4 separate regions of the Homo sapiens genome follow, and regions 1, 2 and 3 are each linked to region 4. A link is a contact called in ENCODE Hi-C or POLR2A ChIA-PET data. All regions are on one chromosome and are shown on one strand. The core of a region is the stretch at or near the end of the contact, and the rest is flanking DNA. Distances in the headings are between cores, read along the strand shown. Region 1 overlaps MIR3681HG (MIR3681 host gene). Region 2 overlaps MIR3681HG (MIR3681 host gene). Region 3 overlaps MIR3681HG (MIR3681 host gene). Region 4 overlaps LOC105373430 (a long non-coding RNA gene).

Region 1 (3,548 bases), core at 951-3,450, 260 kb before region 4:
AGTTTCAGGGAATCAAAGGTAAAGGGAACCATCAGGAAAGAATGATGCTAGAGGTGTTTTGTATTGATGTCCAACCATATGAAGAGATCACAGGGAAAGAGTTACAGGAATTGGAAAAGATTTGATGAAAAACAGAAAGTTGTATTACAGATATTTGTGGGGGTCAGAGTCTGGGGCTGAGAGCTGACCTGAGGCAGTTGGGGTGACTGATCCAAGCAGGGCAAAAGGAGTGTTGGAAGTGGTGAGGGGTAGCAGATGCTGTGGAAATAAAGGGTTGAAGGTTTGTCAGGAGCTCTCAGAGTTCCAGGCTCCCACCAGCATTCTGCCAGAAACCCCAAAGCAGGCAGAAAATCCTCTTATTGAGGCATGCTAAACTCTCATTTAATGCTTTAAATGAATGAGTGAATGAATGAATCAATCAATCAATGAGCCCAACACTTTCATTCTAATGAAGAGAACAACCTCGACTCTGAAGGGGTGGAGTCCCTTGTTCCAGGACACAAGGTAGGAGAAGACACATCCCTTGGGTTGAATTTGGGTTGAATTTGGGTTGAATGGTAACACTCAAACTAACCAGCCCTGTCACCTTAAGCAATTTCCTCACCCAGGAACCTCGGTTTTCTAATTTGTAATTTTAAAAAATTTTAACAAGTAGATATTAAAAGCATCTGCTTCATCAGTTATTGAAGAAACTGGGTTAATGAAGTCTTAAAACTGTGCCTAGCATTTAGTAAACACTCTTCATGTGTTAGCTATGATTATTAACTATGAGTCCTGCTCAATGTCTTCATATCTAAAGCTTTTAACCCACATGTCCCCAAGTCTTCCAGCATTCTGAGCTCAACCTTTCCTAGTAAATCCACTTTAAATGACCTAAGTCCCCATTCCACATATACTGGAAAACCCAGTCTCTTCCAGATTTCCAAGGGCTTACTTTCTCCTCCCCACCCTGGCTCCACATTCCTGCTTCCTATGACTCCCAGGAGTTGCTAGTTTTCTCACTTCCTAAGGCTGCTGGCTTTCTTCCATCACCTCAACCCCTTTGGTGTGCAACTCAAACTCTCTCTTTTATTCCTCAGAGCAACCCTGATACCAGGCTTTCCTGGAAACCAGACACTTACTGAATATTGATAGTGAACCATGGCACCATGTGCATGGTACACACACAATTCATTCACCTATTTTCTTCATTAACCCTTTCTTCCGCCATCCTTGCCAAGAATTGCACAGTTTCTAGTTTTAAATTGATGGACTTCCTTTCATTACCAAGACTTTTTTTCTCTTCTTTAACTATTTCCTTTGCACTCCTCTTCATTATCTATACGTGTACACACACACACACACACACACACACACGTAATTTCCACCTTCCCTATGCAATGCATCAGGAAGACTCCAAATCCCTACAAATTCCTGTTACTTAATTACGCAGATCAGTTTCCACTCTCAACTCCAACCCTATTCCAGATTCTAGCCCTAACTTTGTGGTCTACTCTTCTAAATAGGAAGGCTTGACTGACTTTTTTTAAATTACTTTGTTTTGCTTTTTAGCACATTCCAGATGAAGTCCCTAAACAGGGCTCCCTTCCCAACGAGAATTTATTCACGTATTACATGCTTTATAAGGCACTATCCAGAATACCCTCCTTTGAAGTGAGTAAGAAATTGTATCAAAGTCCCGAGGGACAGGACCCCTGATGGGAGTAGAACATAGTCGCACAAGTGCCAAGACACCAGCGTTCATCCTCAAGGGTTCCATTCTGGATTGCAGTAGAAGCTCTTGGAGGGAAAGAGGTCCAAAAAATATGACACACAAAAGTTTTAATAAAGGTCAGCAGCATGCCATCAGCCAACCTCCAAGCCTGATGTGAGTTTACCCCACAGTGAAGGGACATAGGCAGATTGAAGCCACACAGGCGTTCCTGTGACCTGCAAAACATGAACAGGAAGTGCACATTTGTAGAAAGAAATACAGCCACTTTGCTCACTGCACTACCTAGTTCTGGAAGCTCATGTTTTACTCCACCTAAGAGAAAGGGGGAAATTAGAAAGAAGGAAAATGAGAAATGCGGGGTTTTTTTTTAAGAAAGAGAAAAGGGAAAAAGTGAGTCTATGATTGCAAGCAAGATCTTCTGTTCCCCTGCTCTGTCTCTTTAAGGGTGAATTTCAGACTCTGCTTTGCTTCAGGTGACAGCACAGGAAGTAACAGTGAGCCTGGCTCCTTTTTAAGTCTTAAAAAGAGAAAACACCCAATCCTGACTGTGAAAATTCAAGCAGAATTTGATTTATTCTTCACCATGAATGATTCCATTTAAAGCAGGAAATAAACTCTGATAGCAAAAATGTAAATCAAACCTCAATGCATGAAATCAGTCTTCATTTTCCCCCCTCTATTATCAAACTACCACTCCTTTTATTGGAACTATACAGTTGGCTACATCCACCTGCTTTCAAACACAATCTCCATCTTCATTCGGGCTACTATTAAGTTATACTGCTATAACTAAGTACTGTGAACTGAGTGGCTTATGAACCACTAAAATTCATTTCTTACAGTTCCAAGGCTGGAAGCCCCAGATCAGGTGCCAGCATGGTCAGGTTCAGGCAAGGGTCCTTTTCCGGATTGTAGGCTTCTGACTTCTTGCTGTGTCCCCACATGATGAAAAGAGAGGTACTAGCTCTCTGGCCTTTTCCTATAAGGGCACTAATCCCATTCATGAGGGCTCCACCCTCATGACCTAATCACTTCCCAAAGGCTCCACCTCCAAATACTATCACATTGGGGAATCAATTTCAAAATATGAATTTTAGGGGGTAACAGTTCATAACAGCCTGTCCTTGACATGAGATCACATAACCATGGCAAAGAGTCCCCCAACCATCATACTTCCTGCACACACTGAAAATGCAGTGTTATACAGCAACACTCTCTCTTGGTTGGAGTAAGTCACCATTCTGAAGTCAACTACGTCTTTTCATTCTGGCTTATAATTGACCAAAAGTAAAGGGGGAGAAGAAAGAGAAAAGAAAGCTCTTATATGACTACCCAGAGTTTTGTAACCTAGACATGTCTTCAAAGACATGACTTTTTTTCCTGAATGTTCTAAAAATGGATGTTATGTATCTGCTAAAAATATGATAATTAACAAGTATGCTTTGAATCACATAATAGCAAATGTCATTTTCCTGTAAGATAGAGTATCAGTCATGAGCACTAATGTCCAGAGAGAGAGTTAAGCTGCTGACCCTAAAGGGAGAGCCAGCTGCACAACTGTGCATGGGAGTGACCAGAGCAAGTAGCCGAGACAGAGCAGACAGGGTAAGAGAACTGCTGATGAGAGAGCTGCTGAATAAAGCTGTATTTCACCTACCTACGGCACCCCCAAGTGTTCTTTCAGCTATCTGCCATTCAGTCACCCACTCCCTTTGGACCTCAGCTTGGGCTGGAGCCTGACCCTGAATCTAATACCACGCCTTATCTTTTCTTCATGAAACACCCTGAGACAGAATCCTTGTCTCAAGTCACACTATAGCAATAAAGTGGGTCC
Region 2 (3,285 bases), core at 667-3,166, 290 kb before region 4:
ACTCCTTGAATTGTACACTTACAATAGGTGAGTCTCATGGAATGTAAATTATAAATGAGCTATGTTTAAAAACAGATTAGAAACTCTGAATAAACCCCAGGCGCAGTGGCTCATGCCTGTAATCCCAGCACTTTGGGAGGCTGAGGCGAGTGGATCATGAGGTCAGGAGATCGAGACCATTCTAGCCAACACGGTGAAACCTCGTCTCTACTAAAAATACAAAATTTAGCTGGGTGTGGTGCTGCGTGCCTGTAGTCCCAGCTACTCGAGAGGCTGAGGCAGGAGAATCACTTGAACCCAGGAGGCGGAGGTTGCAGTGAGCCGAGATCGCGCCACTGCACTCCAGCCTGGGCGACAGAGCGAGACTCCATCTCAAAAAAAAACAAAAACAAAAACAAAAAAACAAAGAGAAACTCTGAATAAAAGAGAACAAAACCCCCTTAAATACCTCACTGAATGTCCTTTGTGTCTCTCATGCTGCATGAGCTGAGACCTTGGATCTCAAGCTCGTTTCTGCCCACCCTTTGAGAACTGAAGCTCCCCATGTCTGAGAGAACTCCGTGTCCAGCTTCCCCTGAACTATTCAGTTCCATTCCCTAGGAAATGCTCACCTCTTTTTGCAACCCATAATTTACACATTTCAGAGACTATTCTTTCTTTCCTTCTACCAGGTATGAGCAAAGCCCATCCTCAGATGACCTGCACAATAACTAATATATAGTCTATTATAATAATGCTTTCAGCTGCATTTTTAAGCAGAAAGCCCACTTGTAGAAGAGTTCTCATTTTTTGTTATAAAATTTTCCAATTAGATTGAGTGCATTTGACCCAATTTAAGAGAGAAGAAAATACTCTCTGGTATTTTCAGATAAGACATATTTTTTCTTGTCAGTAACAGAGCTGCTTTCTCCATTTCCAGAAACCTCTGGGCAAGGAAACATGTCAGCAGTAGAGCTAACTCAGAACTGTGTTTGAATTCAGGCTGACAAGGTCTGTTTGAATGCGGGTTCTGCAAGAATCCACAGTTTTGTGGAGTAATATGACCTTCAGCTCCACTTGTTCTATCTGCTAGACAGTTCTACTTTTCAGGGTGATCTCCTCTGGGCATGGATTCTGTCCTTAAGGCATATGTAAATTTTTAACCGCAGGGCCAAACATCTACTATGTAAAACACACAGCGAAAGGCTGCAGGGAGATGTCAGGTTGAAGTGTATTTGGAGAGATCTTCATGCTAACTTGACAATCACTTAGACATCAAAAGGATATTGTCTTCTTTCCAAATGAAGTTCTCGGCCTGCATGATGCCCAAGACCAGATCCTGCACTCCAACTCAAGTCAAAGAAAATAGAGTCGAAAGATCAAAATGACTCCATTTAAATCATAATTGGCGTGTAACATCTGTTCCCATGTACATTCTCCTGTCAAGGACACAGTCTTCAGGAGAACCCACCTGTCTCACTGCACTCTCCATCTTTACTCTAAAAATTCAGAAATCCATGTCTAGTCTTGCTCATCTAGTGCATTCTCCCCATTGTTGCCCAAATAATCTTTCAAAAAATATCATCAATTTTCTGCTCATTATTCTTTGTAGGCTCTGTCTGCTTCTGGCATAAAGTTTAGACACCCAAGCCTGGCATCCACACTATCATCTATATTTGTACTGAAACCTCTCAGCTAGGTTCCGGTTTCCTTGTGCAGCCCATAGTCTGGGGTCAAATGATTTGCCTGTCTCCAAAGGAGCCACTCACACCCATGGGTCAGCCCAGCACTCAGCTGCATCCTGTGCTGGCTTCTCCTTCTGAGACTGTTTATTCTTTCTTCAAGCCTCAGCTGCAATATAATCCACTCTCGGAAAACTTTCCAAATTGCTCTCCACCCAGAGGTTAGTCACTTCCTTCTCTTTGTCCTGTGGAACCTCACAGATACATATTTCAAAGCATTTCTGTCCCGATGCCATAGAATTGTTCATAAGTCAGTGGCCTGGAAAGACCACAAACTCTTCCAGGCCTGGCACTTTTTCATATTTATTTGGTGTCATCCTTTGGACAAAATGGGAAACATAGGAAAGAATTAATAACGAATAACAAATTGTGGAGGGAGGAGAGGGAGAAGGAAGTATTTACTCAAAGTCTCGTAGCTTGGGGGAAACAGTGGGAGGTAAGACAAGACACTGAGATAAGGAATGAGATGCAAAGAAGGCGTTGGGAATGGAAAAACAGTAAGTTTATTTGTAACATGTGGTATACCAAGGGCCTGTGGGGCACTGGGTGGGGTTGTCAAGTGGACAGTAGGGTATGCTTCTGAATGTTCCTCAATGTTTGAGGCAAAGGAGAAAGGTCAGGTTTGGAAGTGAAAGTTTTTAAAAGTCAGCAGCCTTTGTAGGTAGCTACAGCCATGGATATCATGAAAGTCTGAAAAACTGCGGAGAGCTATAAAACCCTGTATAATCAAAGATTTTAAAAGTAGACATCAACAGAATGAGAAGACATGCCCCAGACTGGGAGAAAACATTTGCAAAAGACATATCCGATAAAAGACTGTTATCCAAAATATACAAAGAACTCCTAAAACTCAGCAATGAGAAAATGAACAATCTGATTTTTAAAATAGGCAAAAGGCCTCAAAAGACACTTCACAAAAGAAGGTGTACAGAAGGCAAATAAGCGTATGCAAAGTGCTTCATATCATGTGACATTAGGGAACTGCAGATTAAAGCAGCAATGAGATACCACAACACACCTATTAGGACACCAAGGGACAAAACACTGACAGCAACAAGAGGAAAGATGTGGAGCAGCAGGAGCTCACAGCTGCTGCTGGTGGGAATGCAAAACGGTGCAGCCACTTTGGAAGACAGTTCAATAGTTTCTTACAAAACTAAACATACAAATATCATACGAACCAGCAATTGTACTTCTTGGTATTTATCCAAATGAGTTGAACGCTTAGGCCCACACCAAAACCAGCACACAGATGTTTATGGCAGATTTGTTCGTAATGTCCAAAACTTGGAAACAACCAAGATTTCCTTTAGTAAGTGAATGGACAAATAAACGGTAGTACATCCAGACAATACAATGTTATTCAGCACTAGAAAGAAATGAGCTATCAACCAGCCTGGCCAACATGGGGAAACCCTGTCTCTGCTAAAATACAAAAATTACTTGGGCGTGGTGGTGTGTGCCTGTAAACCCAGCTACTCGGGAGGCTGAAACAGGAGAATTGCTTGAGCCCAGGAGGCAGAGGTTGCAGTGAGCCGAGATCATGCCACTGCACTCCAGCCTG
Region 3 (3,345 bases), core at 628-3,127, 420 kb before region 4:
TCCCATGCAGATGTCAGCAGTGATGGTTTCTTTTATTATCCCTTGGGAGGCAAAATGGGGCCGCGCTGATCAACTATTTTACCACAATTCAAAATTTGTCAACTCTGTGCCCAGAGACCTCATTTTAGACTGAGAGTCCCTGGTTGTGCCCAAGTTCCAGCTCTGTCCAAGGGTATGGCTAACGTTTCAGGAACAGGGACCCTGAAGCAGGGCCCTGGAAGACCCTTCAGTCAGAAGACCCCATTCTGTCTTGACTCCATCTTTTAATATGCCTGAACTTTCTGAACTGAAGATTTCTGGGGAAAGACAGGTCATCAATGACTGTTCCATCCAATCTCTTAAAAGCCCTGTGAAGTAGGATGTTTTTAAAAATCCTCTGTTTTCCAGGTTAGGAACTGAGGCTTCATTAGGGAAGCCATTTTCCTGAGCTTGCACAGAGAGGGGCTTAAACAGAGCTGACATATGAACCTGAACTTCTGAAGCCAAATTCTTGGTCCCGCTCCTGCATCAAGATGCCCTAAAACGATGTTGGGAAACAAAATGAAACGTGTTCAGAAAATGATCTGAATTTATCCAGCACTGGACAAATATCCATAACTGTTATTGTCCCCCAGTATCTTGTTTGCTACTGATATGAATTCTGCCTAGCATGGTTAATTTATAAGCAAATACACATGCTCTGATTCAAGGAGGGTATTCAAGTAAGCCCTCCTTCCCTCCAACATTAACCTTGAAAAACCAATGTAAACAGGATGACAAGTTTATTGTCCTGACACTGAGCTTCCATTCAAGGCACGGAACTGGGGAGGGGAGCCACCCTTTAAACTTTCTCAGCAGTTTAAGTTTAGGATCTTTGTCTGTTCATAGTTGATGGGGGAGAGAAAAGAGAATCTATGGTCTCAAGGCGTTTGTGGTGGGGGCTGCCACCAGAGATGAGAAAGGATAAGAATGTGTTCTTGGAAGGCTGAGATGAGGTCACCTTCATCAGATAAGCATACTCCCCCAGTCTATGGCCATGTGAGAAGAGGGTCTTTGTTAAGCTTCTTCCCCAGCAACACTTTCTGGATTTATTGATTATCTCCAGCAACCCATTGTTCAATCTATCTGATCCAGACTTGGTAAGCTTTATCCCAAGGGCTAAAAATAAAGGTATAGTCAATTGACTTGAAAGAGAATAGGAAATTGATTTCTTAGAGAAGCATTTCATAAATAGTAATGGGTAACATTTATCAAATGTGTACTTTACTTAAGCCAGGCATTATCTCATTTAATCATTTCTTCTTTTAATCTTTCCAACAGCCTTTTACTAGGTCAAGACTATTGTTATGTGCATTTTATAGCTAATAAAGCAAAAGCCCACAACTTTCTCAAGGTCAAGACTCAAACTCAGGGTTGCCTAATTCAGGGCTGTCTATGCTGTTTATGTCAAGTGTTAGTTGGTGATTACCCAAAAACAAATTCTCATTTGGGTAGGTTAGTGGCTTCCTGGGTTTCGAAAAGACTCCTCTCCCAGGGGTGTGAGGGTGTGGAGCAGCCGGTGCTTGCCTTGCCAGCCTGGAGCTGTGAGCCAGACACCTTCCCAGTCCTCTACCCCAGCTGAGTGACTCTGAAATTTATGTCCTGGGCTCAGTTTGTTTGTTTTCTATGAGGAATGACATGGAAATTGGCTGTAGAACTGAATCATGTCAAAAGTTAAAGAAAGCCGAATGGCTTCAAGCACAAACTTTTGATGGTTTACAAATGGGGAATAAATAGTGAAAGTGAAGAAAAGGGAATACAGAAAAAAAAACCCTTCTGTAATTGGCAGAGACATATAACAGATGAGTAACAGGAAACGCCGGAAGGTAAGGTTCAATGCTTAAAAAGGGAGTATCTCAGGAAAGATCTTTATCATAGAGAACTTTATCATAGTGCTTCCTTTCATTTTGGGTTATGAAAGCTAAAATAAGTAGCCTTGTTTCAAGAAAACAGTTTTCCTAAAGGGCAAAGAACAAATGTATTAATGTATACTTAGTGGCTTTGGCAAGTGATTTAAAGGGAAAGTCCTACTCCTTCCAGATTGATGGCCTGCACCTACATACCCATTGGTGGCATCAGCATAAACATTTGACTGCGTCGAGGGTCCAATTTTGATTTCTTGGAGCATCAATTTTCTAACTTAAAATTGGGGCAATAGTCTTATATGACTGTTGTGCTATAGGAAATAAAATAATGATATAGGAGTTAAAAAGAAATTATTCAGGCAGATAGTGAGAATAAGGAAGTCCTCAGTAAGGTTTTCCTTTTAATAAAAAGCAGCCCTAAAATCACTTTTTTTCTAACACAAAGCAGCCTGTAAGATCAAGCTAAAGACATAGATAAGCAAGTTGGAAGCCTGCGTGAGTGAATGCCAGCAGCCATGCCAATAGGAAAAGGCTACACAGGGGTTAGGCATGTTCAACAGGGCAGCTTCATTTTCCCTTTTCTTTGTCAACCACATATGCAGTGAGGAGCAGACAACATGGAGCAGGCCAGGTGGAAAATCCATTCGCATAATAAAAGATTAGGGTGGCATAGCCAGCTTCTTTGCAAACTATGTAAACGTCACACTTGGTCCAACCAATCTTTGGGCCCTATGTAAATCAGACATCACCTTCTCAAGCCAGCCTATAAAACCTCCTGCACTTCACCACAGACCGGAAGACCCACTTGGGCTCCCCATTTTCTCTGCAGGAGAGAGAGCTACTCTCTGTTCTCTTTCTTTTATCTATTAAACCTCCAGTCTTAAACTCACTACTTGTGTGTCCACATCCTTGATTTTCTTAGTGTGAGACAACGAACCTCTGGTACTTAACCCAGACAAAGACGGCACTTCAATAATATATGGGAAAAAACAACTGTAACAAATGCTTATAATAAGCTTTATATAATATAAAGAATTGGTTGCAACAAAATCCCTCTCTTTCTCTTTGACCCCTGAATCAGATACAGCTTCAAGTCCAGAGCACAGTTTCACAGTTAGCTATTGATGTGATTTAACTTTTTCAGAGACTATATCTTAAATATTTTAGATTGTCAACCTGCTGTACAGATAGTAGTCCAGGTAATCCTAGGTAAATAGTATTTGCTGAAAGATTTTTGACTGGTCCTATGGAGAACAAAGAGCCTGAGCCAAGGAAGGTGGGCATCCCTCTTAACATTTTTCCTTAGGAAAAAAAAAAAAAAATCTCGAAGCATGGGTCTCCTAATAAAAGCTGCAATTCATACATTATGCTTGAGGCCAAATATGTAACTTGTGATGCCCAGAGTGAAATGTTATCACAGGTTCCTCAGTTTAAAAAGCAAGATAAAAGAAGATCAGGTAAA
Region 4 (3,545 bases), core at 142-2,641:
ACCTCAGGTGATCCACCTGCCTCGGCCTCCCAAAGTGCTAGGATTGCAGGCATGAGCTACCATACCTGGCTGGGTTCATTACTCCTACCGAGGTAGTAACTCCTTTCCTTGCCCAGTGATCTATTGGCACATGAACCCAAAATGACCGGGCAGCAACTGCAGCTTTACGTTTAGTGGGCTCTTTACTGTATTCCCTGATGGTATTAATAATTATTTCCCCTCCGGGCACCAAGAGCTTTAGATCCTCAGAGCCTAAAATTGCAGAGACAGACACAAATCCCCACGTGATTGCTCGGGGTGATGGGGAGCAGAGCCACTGCTGCTTCCATTTCGGGGTTCCTGGACCCACCCCTTCCATCTATTCTGCAGCAGGGCTCACTCCAGGGACTACACCTGCTCTGTCTTCTCACTCCCCTTTGCGCAGACTTTGAGAGCAGGGTTCATTTGTATTGCTCTGTGTACATACACTCACTCCCACTGCCCTGCATCAGTAAGGCCACTGATGGAGGAGAAAGGTGCTTTCACATGCCACATATGCCACACCTCTGAGTGGTATGGCTCATTTTCCTCAAGCAAAATATCAGGACCATGGTCCTAATACCTAACACCAGGATGATGGGTCAGGATGTTAAATTGGAGCCAACTCAGGATATCTACAAAAGCAAAATGGCTACTCAATTTGGGTAAAGAGCTGGCAAAGTTAAAAAATATCATAAGCAGTCTATATGTGGTCAGGAAGAAGGGGGACACCGAAGACCAGGATATATAAAGGCTCTGATCCTGGCGGAAATTCAACTTTGGAAATTAGGCTCATTTCTCTGCCAGGCCAGGCTCCCCTTATTTGGAAATCAGGGCAGCGAGATTGTCACCTGGGGTCACAGCAATGCACCAGGTCTCTGTCCCAAGGACCACAGTCTGTCCAGGCTCTGGGAGTGGAGGATGGGCTGGGCAGGGTGTGTGTATGGAATGTGCTAGACAATGGCCAGCTCCCTGGCCACAGCCAACCCTGAATATCCTGCCTTGGCCAGAAGGGTCCTGGAGAGGAAGCAGACACCGAACAATTGGGAAAGGTCTAAAAACCGCAGGAGTCGGCTGAATACAGCCAAGAGGCTGCCCAGTGATGCAATTCATGGGAGACAAAAAAAAAGAAAGAAAGAAAAGGAAAAAAAAAAAAAAAAGAAAGAAAAAAGAGCCCTCCAATCCTACCCAGGAGCATTCATCATTCAGCGTGACCTTCCAGGAATCTGCTGACAGACACAAAGTGTTTTGTGTAACTTTCTGCCTGGGACCTGGAATGACTGACGTGTCCCAGAGAAGGGGCGGAAGGGAGCTGGATGGTGGGGAGACTGGGGGAGGCGGGCAGCCTCGGTTCCCTGCAGGGGATTGTTGGGCACCATCTGCTGGTGGCAAGGGGAACGACACCCCACCTCTGACCCAACAAAGGAAAGCAATGTCTTGGGAAGCAAGTACTGAGGGAGGGCGTCGGGGAGAGGAACACAAACACACTTCTCACCTGCTGAGCCAGAGGCTTCCACAGGTACCTTCTGGTTAGGAAAGAGTTGCTATGCCCATCTTACAGATGGGAAACTGAGGTTCAGGGAGGTGATTAATTTCACCAAGGGTAAGAATGGACGAATTTGTTGCCATTGAATAACCATTCCTTGTTCTGAACTCATTCACAGAGGCTGGAATAGTTCCTGGAACATAAATGCTGGCTGAGTGAATGGCTGAATATGGCTTGAGAAGTAACTTGTGTTTTTGTACTATGCCTGTCTGAACCCAACAAAATAGGAAAAAGTCAATGCAAACCGAGAGTGGTGGCTGCGATTGCAGATGGCTCTCCGGAAACGCCCAGTGCATGACATCCTCCCCGCCTCCTGTTTCATCTGACAAGATTACAAACTACTTCAAAGCCTAGGGTAGGTTTTACTCCTTGTTGACCTCAACCTAGCATTTAGCTGTCCTGGAGGGGCCACAGAAGGAAGAAAGACGATGGAGCTGCATAGGCAGGCACCAGATTTCAAAGAGTCTCAAACCGGTGCAAGGTGACAGGTGACAGGCTACCACTGAAGTTCTGAAGAACCCTTTGCTATTGTGACAGCTTTTCGCCAGCCACCCAGTTGTTTCATGTCTCAGTGGAGGACCCTTATCTTCTCAAAGGTCTAGTGATATTCAGGTACATCAAGCCTTTTCATGCTGAATTCTACCAACATGTCCATCCATCCCGTCCTAATCCCACCCCCCGACACACACACACACACACACACACACACACACATCCTTCCCCCAAACACAGAAACATACCTACACACCAACACTCCTACACACAGGCAAAAACTTCACCAGTCATCAACTGTTACACAGTAAACATCAACATCTCTAAACGCTGAGATAGGTAACATCTTTGAATCCTTGCAATTAATTCCTCCATTATCCATTATTCCTCCATTCTCTCTGACTGGGATGAACATCGCCCTCGGGCAAACTCCCGTTCAACCGTCAAGGCCTATATCCAACATCACCCCACTCTTTGAAACCTTTCCCTACCCCATCACCATTTAGTGTTCCCTTCTCTGACTACCCGGGGAATATGTTTGGAGTTGACAATAACACTTAAAGCATTGTCTTCATGTGTGCATGCTGTTGATGTAAGTAGTAAGAGTTCATTGAATGAATAAATGAACAAATGAACACAGTTTCTTAAAATCCTCTAAGAAAAAGAAAAGGAATTGAGCCAGCTGGAAAGGGAACCTGGCCATCACCAGCCGCTGCAATTCTAGCTTTGGACCCAGGCAGCTCTCAGCCCCTTGGCCTGACCTGGCACCTTTCCACAGATGTGACTGACTGCCCTTCTCAATGTGGGAGGGAAAAGGGAGGCCCCTAACTAATGGAGGGAAATGCACAACTAGTCATCGAGAAAAATTACCTTCAAAAAACAGCAGCATGTCAGAAGCTTTGAGAGCTGAAAGTTTCAACATCCAGCAAATCTCCCCAGACACTTTTAGGCCAGCATTGAACACTCATTTCTTGTTCTCAGGCTCTGACCTGTCTTGGTATTTACCTAGAAAAGATGACTTCCAGACTGCCTGAGAGACATGCACCGTGACTATTGATTAAATGAATGATTTTTAGATGAGAGCATGAAAATAGCCAAAAACCAGTAGTCAATCCACTCATCCAAGATTTTCAGCCTTGTCCCGAGCCCCTAAGTTCTGGATTGGAATGATCCCTCCAGGAAGAAGAAGGACACCAACATTTACTGAGCATCTACTATGCCTCTGCCACTGTAGCTGCACAGCTCGGCTTCAGGGTAGATGTTATCCTTTCCTGACAGATTAGGAAAGAAGCTCAGAGAGGTGAAGTAATGTGCCCAAGGGTACTCAGCTTGTCTGTGGGGCAGCAGGGCTCACTCCGAGGGCATCGAGGCCAGTGCCCTGCCCACTCCACAGCCTCTCCCTGCACACTGAGGGGGCTAGAGACCAGGTAGGAGAGACTACTCACTTCCTTGGGTTATTTTTCTCTAAATTACCCCTTCTCGACTCCTC

What was found. A loop is a pair of places that touch in the nucleus more often than their neighbours do. ChIA-PET counts read pairs that join two places held with the same protein, here RNA polymerase II (POLR2A). Pooled maps may share reads with other maps.
Region 1: a loop to region 4 is called in a pooled map, with 3 times the contacts of the local background. The contact joins two enhancer-like sites. A Hi-C loop is called at or near these places in 1 of 168 maps with a recorded cell type or tissue (GM12878), 13 of 37 single-sample maps with no recorded cell type and 10 of 50 pooled maps. POLR2A ChIA-PET finds 5 or more read pairs at or near these places in 2 of 52 experiments (GM12878 and MCF 10A).
Region 2: a loop to region 4 is called in a map of PC-9, with 10 times the contacts of the local background. The contact joins two enhancer-like sites. A Hi-C loop is called at or near these places in 7 of 168 maps with a recorded cell type or tissue (PC-3, PC-9, dorsolateral prefrontal cortex and 3 more), 1 of 37 single-sample maps with no recorded cell type and 9 of 50 pooled maps. POLR2A ChIA-PET finds 5 or more read pairs at or near these places in 1 of 52 experiments (OCI-LY7).
Region 3: a map of PC-3 shows a loop between it and region 4 (10-fold over the local background). The contact joins two enhancer-like sites. A Hi-C loop is called at or near these places in 3 of 168 maps with a recorded cell type or tissue (GM12878, PC-3 and endothelial cell of umbilical vein), 31 of 37 single-sample maps with no recorded cell type and 11 of 50 pooled maps.

The regions. Positions count from the first base shown.
Region 1 is chr2:12,126,348-12,129,895 of GRCh38, reverse strand. All of the region lies in intron 2 of MIR3681HG (MIR3681 host gene), which reads right to left. Among named protein-coding and RNA genes, the nearest start is that of MIR3681, 71 kb to the left of the region's middle. Within about 2 kb of position 2,200, at least 5 of the 41 ENCODE cell types and tissues checked have a DNase peak (open chromatin) inside an H3K27ac peak, as active enhancers do.
Region 2 is chr2:12,154,407-12,157,691 of GRCh38, reverse strand. All of the region lies in intron 2 of MIR3681HG (MIR3681 host gene), which reads right to left. Among named protein-coding and RNA genes, the nearest start is that of MIR3681, 43 kb to the left of the region's middle. Within about 2 kb of position 1,916, at least 7 of the 41 ENCODE cell types and tissues checked have a DNase peak (open chromatin) inside an H3K27ac peak, as active enhancers do.
Region 3 is chr2:12,285,828-12,289,172 of GRCh38, reverse strand. All of the region lies in intron 3 of MIR3681HG (MIR3681 host gene), which reads right to left. Among named protein-coding and RNA genes, the nearest start is that of MIR3681, 88 kb to the right of the region's middle. Within about 2 kb of position 1,877, at least 4 of the 41 ENCODE cell types and tissues checked have a DNase peak (open chromatin) inside an H3K27ac peak, as active enhancers do.
Region 4 is chr2:11,861,662-11,865,206 of GRCh38, reverse strand. The region is part of intron 4 of LOC105373430 (a long non-coding RNA gene); the gene reads right to left. Among named protein-coding and RNA genes, the nearest start is that of MIR4262, 26 kb to the right of the region's middle. RefSeq lists a silencer at 1,355-1,404 and an enhancer at 1,675-1,724. Within about 2 kb of position 1,391, at least 11 of the 41 ENCODE cell types and tissues checked have a DNase peak (open chromatin) inside an H3K27ac peak, as active enhancers do.